Regions from separate parts of the Homo sapiens genome. Here region 1 is linked to region 2. The links are chromatin contacts, found by Hi-C or POLR2A ChIA-PET in ENCODE. All regions are on one chromosome and are shown on one strand. The core of a region is the stretch at or near the end of the contact, and the rest is flanking DNA. Distances in the headings are between cores, read along the strand shown.

Evidence for each region. Hi-C counts contacts between places; a loop is a spot of excess contacts on that map. ChIA-PET counts read pairs that join two places held with the same protein, here RNA polymerase II (POLR2A). Pooled maps may share reads with other maps.
Region 1: a loop to region 2 is called in a pooled map, with 2.7 times the contacts of the local background. The contact joins the promoter of PKD1-AS1 here to the promoter of ZNF598 in region 2. A Hi-C loop is called at or near these places in 1 of 168 maps with a recorded cell type or tissue (mammary epithelial cell) and 3 of 50 pooled maps. POLR2A ChIA-PET finds 5 or more read pairs at or near these places in 4 of 52 experiments (GM10248, PC-9, WTC11 and 1 more).

What each region holds. Positions count from the first base shown.
Region 1 is chr16:2,090,186-2,092,685 of GRCh38, forward strand. PKD1-AS1 (PKD1 antisense RNA 1) reads left to right here and starts at 1,251. Exons shown (of 3, transcript NR_135175.1): 1 at 1,251-1,429. PKD1 (polycystin 1, transient receptor potential channel interacting) reads right to left here. Exons shown (of 46, transcript NM_001009944.3): 39 at 2,295-2,407; 40 at 1,862-2,003; 41 at 1,596-1,721; 42 at 1,238-1,412; 43 at 699-989; 44 at 489-623; 45 at 100-405; 46 at 1-9. It overlaps MIR1225 (microRNA 1225), which reads right to left and starts at 99; the gene lies at 10-99.
Region 2 is chr16:2,003,940-2,011,135 of GRCh38, forward strand. ZNF598 (zinc finger protein 598, E3 ubiquitin ligase) reads right to left here and starts at 5,882. Exons shown (of 14, transcript NM_178167.5): 1 at 5,799-5,882; 2 at 5,686-5,797; 3 at 5,585-5,684. The coding sequence starts at 5,808. It overlaps LOC124903626 (a long non-coding RNA gene), which reads left to right and starts at 5,946. Exons shown (of 2, transcript XR_007064941.1): 1 at 5,946-6,163; 2 at 6,369-6,649. RefSeq lists silencers at 102-171, 1,669-1,963, 5,181-5,250, 5,261-5,690, 5,781-6,000 and enhancers at 2,761-3,708, 5,608-6,556, 6,081-6,240.

The sequences.
Region 1 (2,500 bases), core at 1-2,500, 82 kb after region 2:
GTGGCGGAACTGGGGGCGGCACAGGGGCTCAGTCAGTCCGGCTGCACCCTGGGCAGAGCCCAGGGCGTGTCCCTCTCCCCCCCACTGGGCCGTACCCACCTCCTTGACCTTGCTGAGGCCCATCCAGAGGCGCAGCCTGCGCAGGAACAACTCCACCATCTCGTAGTCCTGGGGCTCCCAGGCCGGCCGGTACAGCTCTCCACGCAAGGCGTGGTAGCGCCAGCGGAGAATAACAGCCCCCAGCCGTAGGGCGCCCCACAGCCGCAGTGCCCAGAGCCCCACACACAGCAGGGGTGACAGGTGCCAGGACTCGGCAGGACACAGGGTAGAGAGCCCAGTCCCAGGGCACAGCACCAACAGGGCCTGGGCCACGCTCCAGAGGGAGTCCACACAGGAAGACACGAGCTGCGGGGAAGGCGACACCAGTGAGGGCGTACAGCTGAGCTGAGCTGAGCTAAGACGCCCTCCCCGGCCGCGCAGTCACCTACCAGGATGGCCAGCTGGGCGTAGGCTACCCCGAGCACCACCAGGCCCAAGGTGACCCCCAGGAGCTCTGGCAGAGCTCGGCATAATGTCTTGCCAAAGACGGACCACTGGCGCACGAAGCGTAGCTGCTGGGCAGCCTGCGGACGAGAAATCTGTCTGCTTGCAGCCCTGGGGTGTGCGCCCAGCCCCGCGCCCACCGGCCCAGCCCTCACCTTGACCAAAAGCAGGAAGAGCAGCGAGGCCGCCAGGCCACGGGCTGCGGAGCTCAGCTGCGCCACCTGGTCGAAGCTAGTGAAGCGGCGCGGGCGGCCGCGCACGAAACGGGTCCACTGGCGGTCAGCGGCACCCAGCTGGGCGAGGCGTACCAGTGCCGTGGCCGCCGTCAGCGCCACCAGCAGCCACCGCGCCCAGGCTCCGAGCCGCAGCACGCGCCAGCGCCCTTCCCTGTGCCAAGTACGGGCCTCGGCCACGGCGAAGTGCACGGCGAACAGCAGCAGGCACACCTGTGGGGGGCGCGGTCAGGAGGGCGGGAGGGACGCTGCCGGGGCGGGGCCCTGCGAGGGGGCGGGACGCTGCCGGGGCGGGGCCCTACGAGGGGGCGGGACGCTGCCGGGGCGGGGCCCTGCGAGGGGGCGGGACGCTGCGAGGGGGCGGGGCGCTGCGAGGGGTGAGACGCTGCCGGGGCGGGGCCCCGCGAGGGGGCGGGACGCTGCCGGTGGGAGGCGCGGGGTCTGGCCGGGGACGGGCGTACCGAGGTGAGCAGAGGCAGCGAGAGGCCCGCGCTGAGGCGGCGCAGCGCAAAGGGGCGGACGCTGAGGGCGGCCAGGGCGCGGCCGGCCGCCGGGAACTCGAGGCGCAGCGTGACGGCGGCGTGCAGCCCCACGGCCGGGCTGTAGCGCGTGAGCTCCAGGAACACAGCGCGGCTCCTGCGCAGAGGGTGCGGGTCAGTAGGAGCGGGTGGCAGGGCGGGAGCTGCGGGGACCGCGCAGTGCAGGCGTGGCTGAGGGGCTGTGGAAGCCGCCTAGGCCAGCGGGGGCCGGAGGAGTGAGGGTGGGCTCCTGGCTGGTGACTGCGGCCACCCCGGAGAGGGCAGGGGAGGGAGCTCCCACCTGTTGTCCAGCCAGTTGTGCAGCTGCAGGAAGCGCAGCCGGTCGCGGCTCTCCTCCAGGCTCAGGCCCAGCTCCTGCACGTAGCCCCCGCTGTCATACACGGCACAGGAGCCCCAGGACCATGCCCTGCCGGAGAGGGGTGGCGTGGGTGCCGCACCCCAGCCCTTCCGGCACCCCGGAGCCAGGCTGGTCAGGAGGCCGCGGCACTCCTGGAGAACTACTCCCTTGTCCTTGGCGTAGACGCCCGGGGCCCTCGCTCTGCTCACCCCAGCAGATCCGGCGCTGAATAGGCCCACGTCCCCGAGCCATTGTGAGGACTCTCCCAGCCAACGTCGTAATCGCTGGTGCTGAAGCCTCCTGCGGCCGAGCACGTGTGGACCCTGGGGCCGGGAGGGTCTGGGTAGAGTGCTGAAACACACAGAGCCCCAGGCCGGGGCCAGGGCCTCATCAAAACCCAACAGGAGTGTTTCCTGCTGGCCAGCTCGCCTGAGCTCTGGTTCGGCGCCACCCCAGGGAACCCTCCCAGCAGCCATCAATTAGACAACGTTACCATCTCTCATATACAGAGAAGGAAACGGCGGTGTTAAGAGGGCAAAGGTCACACAGCTAGGGAGCAGGGCTGATGCCAGAGCTCCGCTAAAGGCTGCTCTCTCAACAAGAGGAACGATTTAAGTCTTGGGGCACGCCCTGCCAGCTCACCTTCCTGCAGCCGCACCTGCCGCAGCCGTGGGGGCCCCAGCTCTGGGCTGGACTGGTTCCCGTGGACGTAGGGCAGCAGCACGTGGGCCATCCATGGCCAGAGCTCCTCAGACCTGCCACAGCATCAGTCACACGCTCCAGCCCCTACTGCCCCATGCCCGCCTCGAGTGAGCGGCCACCAGAGACCCAGGGAACATGGCTCCCAC
Region 2 (7,196 bases), core at 4,632-7,131:
GGGGCAGAGGACAGAGACACAACGCCAGGCCTCTCCACCAGGGGGCGGCAAGGCCAGTCCCTAAGCAGCCACGCCCCACCGGCCGGGGCCCTCACCCGGTGGCTCCACCCTGCGGGGAACAGAGCAGCTGTCGCTCTGCGGAGCTTTCCAGGACAGAGAAGAAACGTGTTCCAAGCAGCTGCTAAGGGAATACCAATGGCCGCCAGCCGGGGATGCATCAGGTGACAAGGCCCGGCTACCCTGTCCGGCGCCCCCGCCCCCACGTTTCCATGGCGCCTTCACGGCACGAGGCTCAAGCCGACCACCTCAGCTCCGTGCATCCTCAGCAGGCGCTGCAGAGCCTCTGCGTGGGCCCCTTCCCAGGGGTCTCTGGCACCTGCAAAGCTGGCTGCCAGAGGACTTGCCCGTCTGCCCTGTGCCCTCCACAGACGGCCCCGGCATCCCTGCTCAGCTCAGCACCCCTGCTCTCCACGAAGCTCTGCTGGGGAGGACCCTCGCTGCCCCCATGCCAGCAGAGATTGGTGCCACCCACCCCTTGGGTTGGTCAAGCCCCCTTCTGGCTCCATCACTGTCCCAAGCCTGGCACTGGTCACTCGCCTCGGCTCTGGGCCCTTAGAGCAGCTCAAGGCCTCAAGCGCACATCCAGGGCAGGGGGACGTCCTCACCCGGGCAAGGGTCATGCCAAGGTCATGTTAAGTTTACCTTAGCCCCTTAGCCAAAGAGAATGTCGGGCTGGAACGGCCGTGAAGCTGGGAAACCTGAGGCTTGGCAGGAAGAGCCAGTCCCACACGTGCTCAGGGGGTCCTGGGGTGTCTCTGTCCCCCAGAGCAGGTGGTTAAATCTGACTCCCCAGGAGGGTCAGGAGCGCCAGGAGAGCTCAGCCCCCACCCCACCGACAGGAGCCGCTTCCACCAGGGGCGGGGTGGGCGGTACGGGCTGCAGGAGCAGCAGCCCAGGCCTTTCCTCCCCTGGTCACATCAGGCAAGGCTGGGCAGGATGAACTCGGCCGCCTCTGCGTCCCCGTCACATGCTGGGCTCAGATGGGCACTTCATCACAGCTGCCTCCCACGCGCGACGTCTTCAGATGGGAGTCGCAGCCCCACCCAGAGCCCCATTACAAAGGCTGCCAGTCACTGCGGGCCACACCACCCTGACCTGTCCCCTGGCTCCCCTCCCCTGGAGCAGCCTCTCTGCACACCCCAAACACAGGGAAAGGCCCTGGGCCTTGTGCGGCCTCTTTTCACAGCAGCTGCCCTCGCGGCAGCTGGCACCCAGCCCTACCTTCCACTCACTCCCAAGGGCGCCTCTCCAGCCCGACCCTCACAGGCGCAATCTGTGCAGCCACTCAGGGTGCTGCTGGGACCCAGAGCACGAGCCTCCTCGGGGAGCTGAGCGGAGCCACTCAGGGTGCTGCTGGGACGCAGAGCGCGAGCCTCCTCGGGGAGCTGAGTACCTGGACTCCCGGGAACCAGACAGGGCCACTTCCCCACCACAGCTCCCGAAGCAGCAGGCAGGCGGGCGAGGAAGCCAGTGTCTGCCTGTGAGGTGGCCAGGCGAGCAGCCTGTGAGGGAGGCCCCAAGGCTGCCAAAAAGCATCCAAGCCCATCAGACTCCGAGGAGAAACGACTTCCTTCCCCAGAGGAAACCCGTGCCAGGGGCGTCCCCAGCCCCACCTCCCCACTTTGGCACCCCTCCTTTCAGCCGCACGCCCTCATCCACCGTGGGTGGCGGCGACTCAGACTGCGGGCACAGGGGCATCCCAGGCACCCCTAACACGCAGCCAACCTCCACTGGTGCGTCCCCCGAGTGCCACCCGTGTGCGGGCACAGGGCCAGGCCCCGCTGAGGAGCACATACACTCCTCTGTCCTTGCCGCCTGGGGGCACCCATGCTCCATGCGATGCTAGCACATCGCAAGTCCCAAGAAACCTATGTGGGACGGCACTGGTGGGGCTGGCGGACTCGGTCAAGGCAGCCTCTCTGAGGCCAGGGAGCAGCTGGGGGTGGAGGAGCTGCGGGGAGCTGGGCAGAGGCAGGGCCAGGCCGGGCGGATCCCAGGTGCACTGACAGCACCCAGATGAAGGACCCAGGGTGGGCCAGCACGGGAGGGCTACATGCCCCATATGGAGTCTAGATGGGCATCCATCTGCACAGCAGCTAAGGCAGGTACTCCGAGCACCAGGGGTAGCAAGACCCAGAGTATTCGTCCCTCCTGAACAGCTGGGAGGGGTCACCTAGGCAGGGCACCTAAGCGGAGCAACGAGACAGGGGAAAGGAGACACTGGGTGGGCTCAGGAACAGGAAGAGGCTTGTGAAAGAACAATGGCTGTGAGCAAGGTGGGCCCAAGGCCACAATCACTGGAGCAGGAGGGCGTGCAGGTTTGGGGCCGGAGTGAGAAATACCACCTGATAGTGGGGGCCTGAGGCTGCCCATCCTCAGACAGGCAGGGAGACCAGGACTGGCTGCCCAGACCTCAGGAGCGGGCAGTGGGACAGCAGTGCAGCCTGGCATGGCCAGCATCGCCCTCCCTGAGGGTGAGGAGGGGGCTGGACAAGGCTGCGCCCCGCAGCACAGTGGCCAGGGTGGAGTCAGGCACGGTCCACTAAGGAGCCAAACAGCAAGACCCTCCCCCGCCTGATGGTTCCAGCACAGCCAGGCTGGGAGTAGGGGACGTAGGGGACATGGAGGCCAGGGGAAGATGGCTATGGGTAGGGGACTTGGGGGCCTGGGGGAGATGCCTGGGGTGGGACTTGGTGGCTGGAGGGAAATGGCTGGGTTGGGACGTGGGGGCAGGGGGGAGATGGCTGGGGCTACAGAGGGAGACAACAGGTCTAGGTCGCCCCAGCAGGAGAGGGTCACGTGTCTGAGGACAGAAGTACAGAACCCATGGGGAGAGGCTTGGGGATGGGCTATGCAGCAAATGATGAGGGGAAGGGCACTCTACGTGAGCCCTGGAGACGGCCAAGCTAGGCCCCAAGGAGAGCAAGAGGCAAATGGGGTGAGGCCTGCTTAGGAACAGGAGGCCCCCAAGACCCCCCACAGGGACAGGTGTGGTGTCTGCCTGGGGCCTTGCTGCTCTACACTCCCCAGCATGTCATGGGCACACAAAAGGACAGCGGTGAGGGCCTGCCCACACGTGGGGAGGGGGACCCTGGGGTTGGCTCCCAGGGCCATCTAGAGAGTCTAGACCTCCAAGGAGCCCAGATGGGGACAGCAGCAGCAGGGAGCATCTTACAGAGGGCCAGGGCCATGGGGGACGGGAGCGGGGTGGGGGGACAGCAGAAGCAGGGAGCATTTTACAGATAGGGCCAGGGCCACGGGGGACGGGAGCAGGGCGGAGGGGGAGCAGTAGGAGTAGGAAAGCATGACCCAAGCCAGCATGTCACCCTCCTGACCTGGGACCTTGGGTAACTGTGGGCTGGCCCTCTGCGCCCCCTCCCACTGCCTGCCTGTAAGGTGCAGGTGGGCTGCCCTGGGGGGCTTGCAGCCTCATCAGGACTCCTGCAGTAACACCAGGGACCAGAGCAAGCTGGAGAGCAAGATGCAAACAGCAGGAACCGGCCCTTGAGAAAGACGCAGCCAGGAAAGAGGCCCAGAACGTGGGGCTCCACCACCCCAGGACCTCTGTCAGCCATGGCCAAGACCAGCGCCCCCACCTCCCACGGAGGGGAGCCTGCCTCGGCTTCCACCCTGAGCACCTGCCAGGGGTCAGGCCCATCTGGCTCCTGGCCTGAGCAGCAGCTGCAGCCTCCACAGGGAAGGCCTGGGTCCAGGTGTGTGGAACTAACAAGCACATGGAGCCAGCCGATTCCACACGGCATCCTGGACACTTTCCTCACAATTTTCGCAAAACCTTAGTCCCATAAGGGAGGCCAAGGCAACGCCAGGGTTCAGGAGTTGAGGGTTGCAGTGGGAATTCCTGAGCACGCATGGGACACAGAATATATTCAGGGGATGGTGCTGAACTCAGTAAGGAAAAAGGAGACTAGAGTGAGGCGGCAAGCTCAAGATGGGAAGAAAATAGAACGAATGCAAAGGAGAGGAGACCAGCAAACAGCAAACTTTCCAGGAGCCCCTCCTTCAGCCCAGTAAGGCGGGGTAGGCCCTAGAGGAAGCCGGCTGGGGGCACCCAGTGCCAAACCACACCCCGGCTGACAGCTCATGTCCGCAGCCCCCAGCCACAGAGCTCCTGGAGGGCGTGGGGCCTACAAGGAATGAGAGCGGGCAGAGGCTGCCACAGTAAGCATACGCAGATGTTCACTCATGTCTTGCATCAGACCTGCAGCCTGGGTCGGGACCTCACGTGCCAAGAACTCCTTAGCGTCTTCTTTCCGGAAGGAAGCTACAGGTGTGCTGGGAAACCTAGCTGTTGGAGAGTGAGGTCATGCTATGCAGGACTGGCTGGCAAGGCAGGCCCTGGCAAAGCCAGGAAGCGCCCTGAGGAAGCCACGGGCCAAGGTCCTCTGTGACTGTTCCTGCACCCCAGATCTCCCCGGGGTCTGGGTCGGCCTCCTCCTGTCACATGACAGACTGATAGAATCTCCAAATGTCTTTTTCCAAAAAGGGCACAGACTATAAGCCCACAAATTGCTCAGAGAATTGCAGCATCTCTTCAACTCCTTTGATGTAAACGTCTACTTAAAGAAAGAAAAGGAAAAAAAGAAAGAACCTACACCTCAATACTGCTCTGCATCACTTCTGGGGAGAAGAAAGTTAGATTCCTGGCAGATGTCACCAGCCGAAGCCTTCTATGAACAAACCGGGGGAATTTCACAATGCTGGAAGCAAACAAATCTCTAAGCTCAGCAAACCAACGGGCTCCAGCCAGGTGCCCACAGCCAGCAGCTGGCAGTGCAGTGAGGGTGGAGGAACGCTGCATGGTACCCTCTGACCCCTCCACGGCTTCCAAGTCTGTACAGTCAAAAACGTCTCCCATTCACTGCGGAGATGAGCGCCAAAGGCGGGGGGCGGCGGCGAGGAGGAGGACAACTTCCTAACACTTTTCTCCCTTCCCGCCAAGAAGCGCGAGGGGGCCTTCCCCTCCGACGGGCAGGTCTCCTTCCGAGGCTAGTGTCACCTCCACTCCACAGAGGAAAACGTCAGTCTCGGAAGGAGTTTGCTCAGGGTCATCCAATGGGGGCCCAGAAACACAGCTGGGCTGAGAATGCCCAGAGTTTGACGCCCTGCTTCCAGGACGGATGGCCTCCGCAGAGTCCCCCTTGCCTTGTTTCCTCGAATGGAGGACCCTGGAAAATAAACTCCTGAAGACGAGCAGGTCACCGAGTTCTCCATCTGATCAGGACCCTTCCTGAGGCCCGGCAGGAACCCCCGGGACACGGGGGAAGTCCCCAGGCTGTCCCCACAGGGCTTGCCCCCTCCTGCAACCCGCTCGGCCGCCTCCGGCCTCCAAGCCCCAACGCCCCGCCGTCAGCCGCACGGCCGGGACCCCGCCCTGGGTGGCCCCACCAGGCCTCTCTCGGAAGCCGGCGCCGCCGGGCCCACGGCCGGACCTCAGTGAGGCAAAGTCCCCATCCGGTCGCCGGGAGCCCCGCTGCCCCCGGGCCGCGCCCCCGGCGCCCCGCACCTGGCGCAGCTCCTCGCGGCACACGGCGCAGTAGCGCTGCTCGCAGAGCACCCGCATCTTGGTAGAGCAGCGGTAGCACACCGGGTGGTCGCAGCGGCCCCAGCGCCGTGGCCTCCAGGTCTCCGCAGCACAGCACGCAGCTCCCGCCTCCCCGCTCAGGAGCTGCCGCCGCCTCCGCCTCCATGTCCGCGCGCCGCCCCTCGGCGCCCCCCGGCCGCCGCCATGGTCCGGGATCCGGCCCCCCTCTCGGCCGGTCGTGGCGCCGAGCGGCCTGGCTCCCGGCGGGCCCGCCCCTTCCGGGCAAACGTCACCGCCCCACCCAGCAACGGGCCCGCCCGGCGCAAGTGCGCGTCGCGACTTCCGCCTCAGCGCGGCGCCGGCTAGAGCGGTGGCCCTGATAGAGGCCGCTCTACCATGAGCCGACCGCTCGAAGGTCCGCGCGGCCACGCGGCCAGCCCCGGGCTCCTCTGGGCCACGCGTGTCACGTCAACACTCGCCGGGCTCCACGAACTGGCGTTGTCAGATGAAACACGGCACAACTGGTTTGCATCTCAGATGAACAAGGGGTCATGTCTTAGTGTAAGTATAGCCCAAATATTGATGGGCTAGGCTCATACTAAAATGCTGCTCCTTATCTGAAATTGACATTTAAGTGGACCTGCCGTATTTGTATTTGCTAAATCTGGCCACCTTATTAGGAAACCGGTCTCTGGTATTTGGAACACACACAAGCGTGGTCCCGCCTCCACTTCCCTAATGCCCTGTTTAAATCCCTACATGAAAGACAACGTGAAAGGCAGCACGTGGTGACGTCCATCTCGCAGCCCAGGGCAGTCTCGCCAGGCCTGCCCAGAAGGGGCCTCTGGAAGGCACGAACGGAACCTGTCCTCTTTACGCTGGGCCCAGCACAGGACGTGTTTGGATGGATGCTGCAGTAACAGGGCCTCCTCCCTACCCTTGAGGGCCAGGCACACTCAGGACCTCCCTCCCTCTGCCATCCAGAAGGCAGGTCCAGATCTAAACCCTACTGGAAAAGAGGCAGTAAATTGTATCAATGAGCCTGAACTTTACTTACTTTATTTGAGACCGGGTCTTGCTCTTGCTGTAACACAGTGGTACGATCACAGCACACTGAGGCCTCAACCTCCTGGGCTCAAGTGATCCATGCCCAGTGAACTTGGACTTTAGAAACAGACACAAATGGGCTTGAAACCCCAATTTTGCCACTTGAAAAAAGCTGTCAGGCACAGTGGCTCAAGCCTGTAATCCCAGCAGTTTGGGAGGCTGGGTGGCCCGGATTGCTGGAGCCTGGGAATTTGAGACCAGCCTGGCCTACACAGTCAGGCTCCATCTCCACAAAAAAAATTTTTAGGCCGGGCGTGGTGGCTCACGCCTGTAATCCCAGCACTTTGGGAGGTTGGGATCACCTGAGGTCAGGAATTGGAGACAAGCCTGACCAAAATGGTGAAACCCCATCTCTACTAAAAATACAAAAATTAGCCGGGCGTGGTGACATGTGCCTGTAGTCCCAGCTACTCGGCAGCCTGAGGCAGTAGAATCTCTTGAAACCGTGAGGCAGAGGTTGCAGTGAGCCGAGATCACGACAATCACG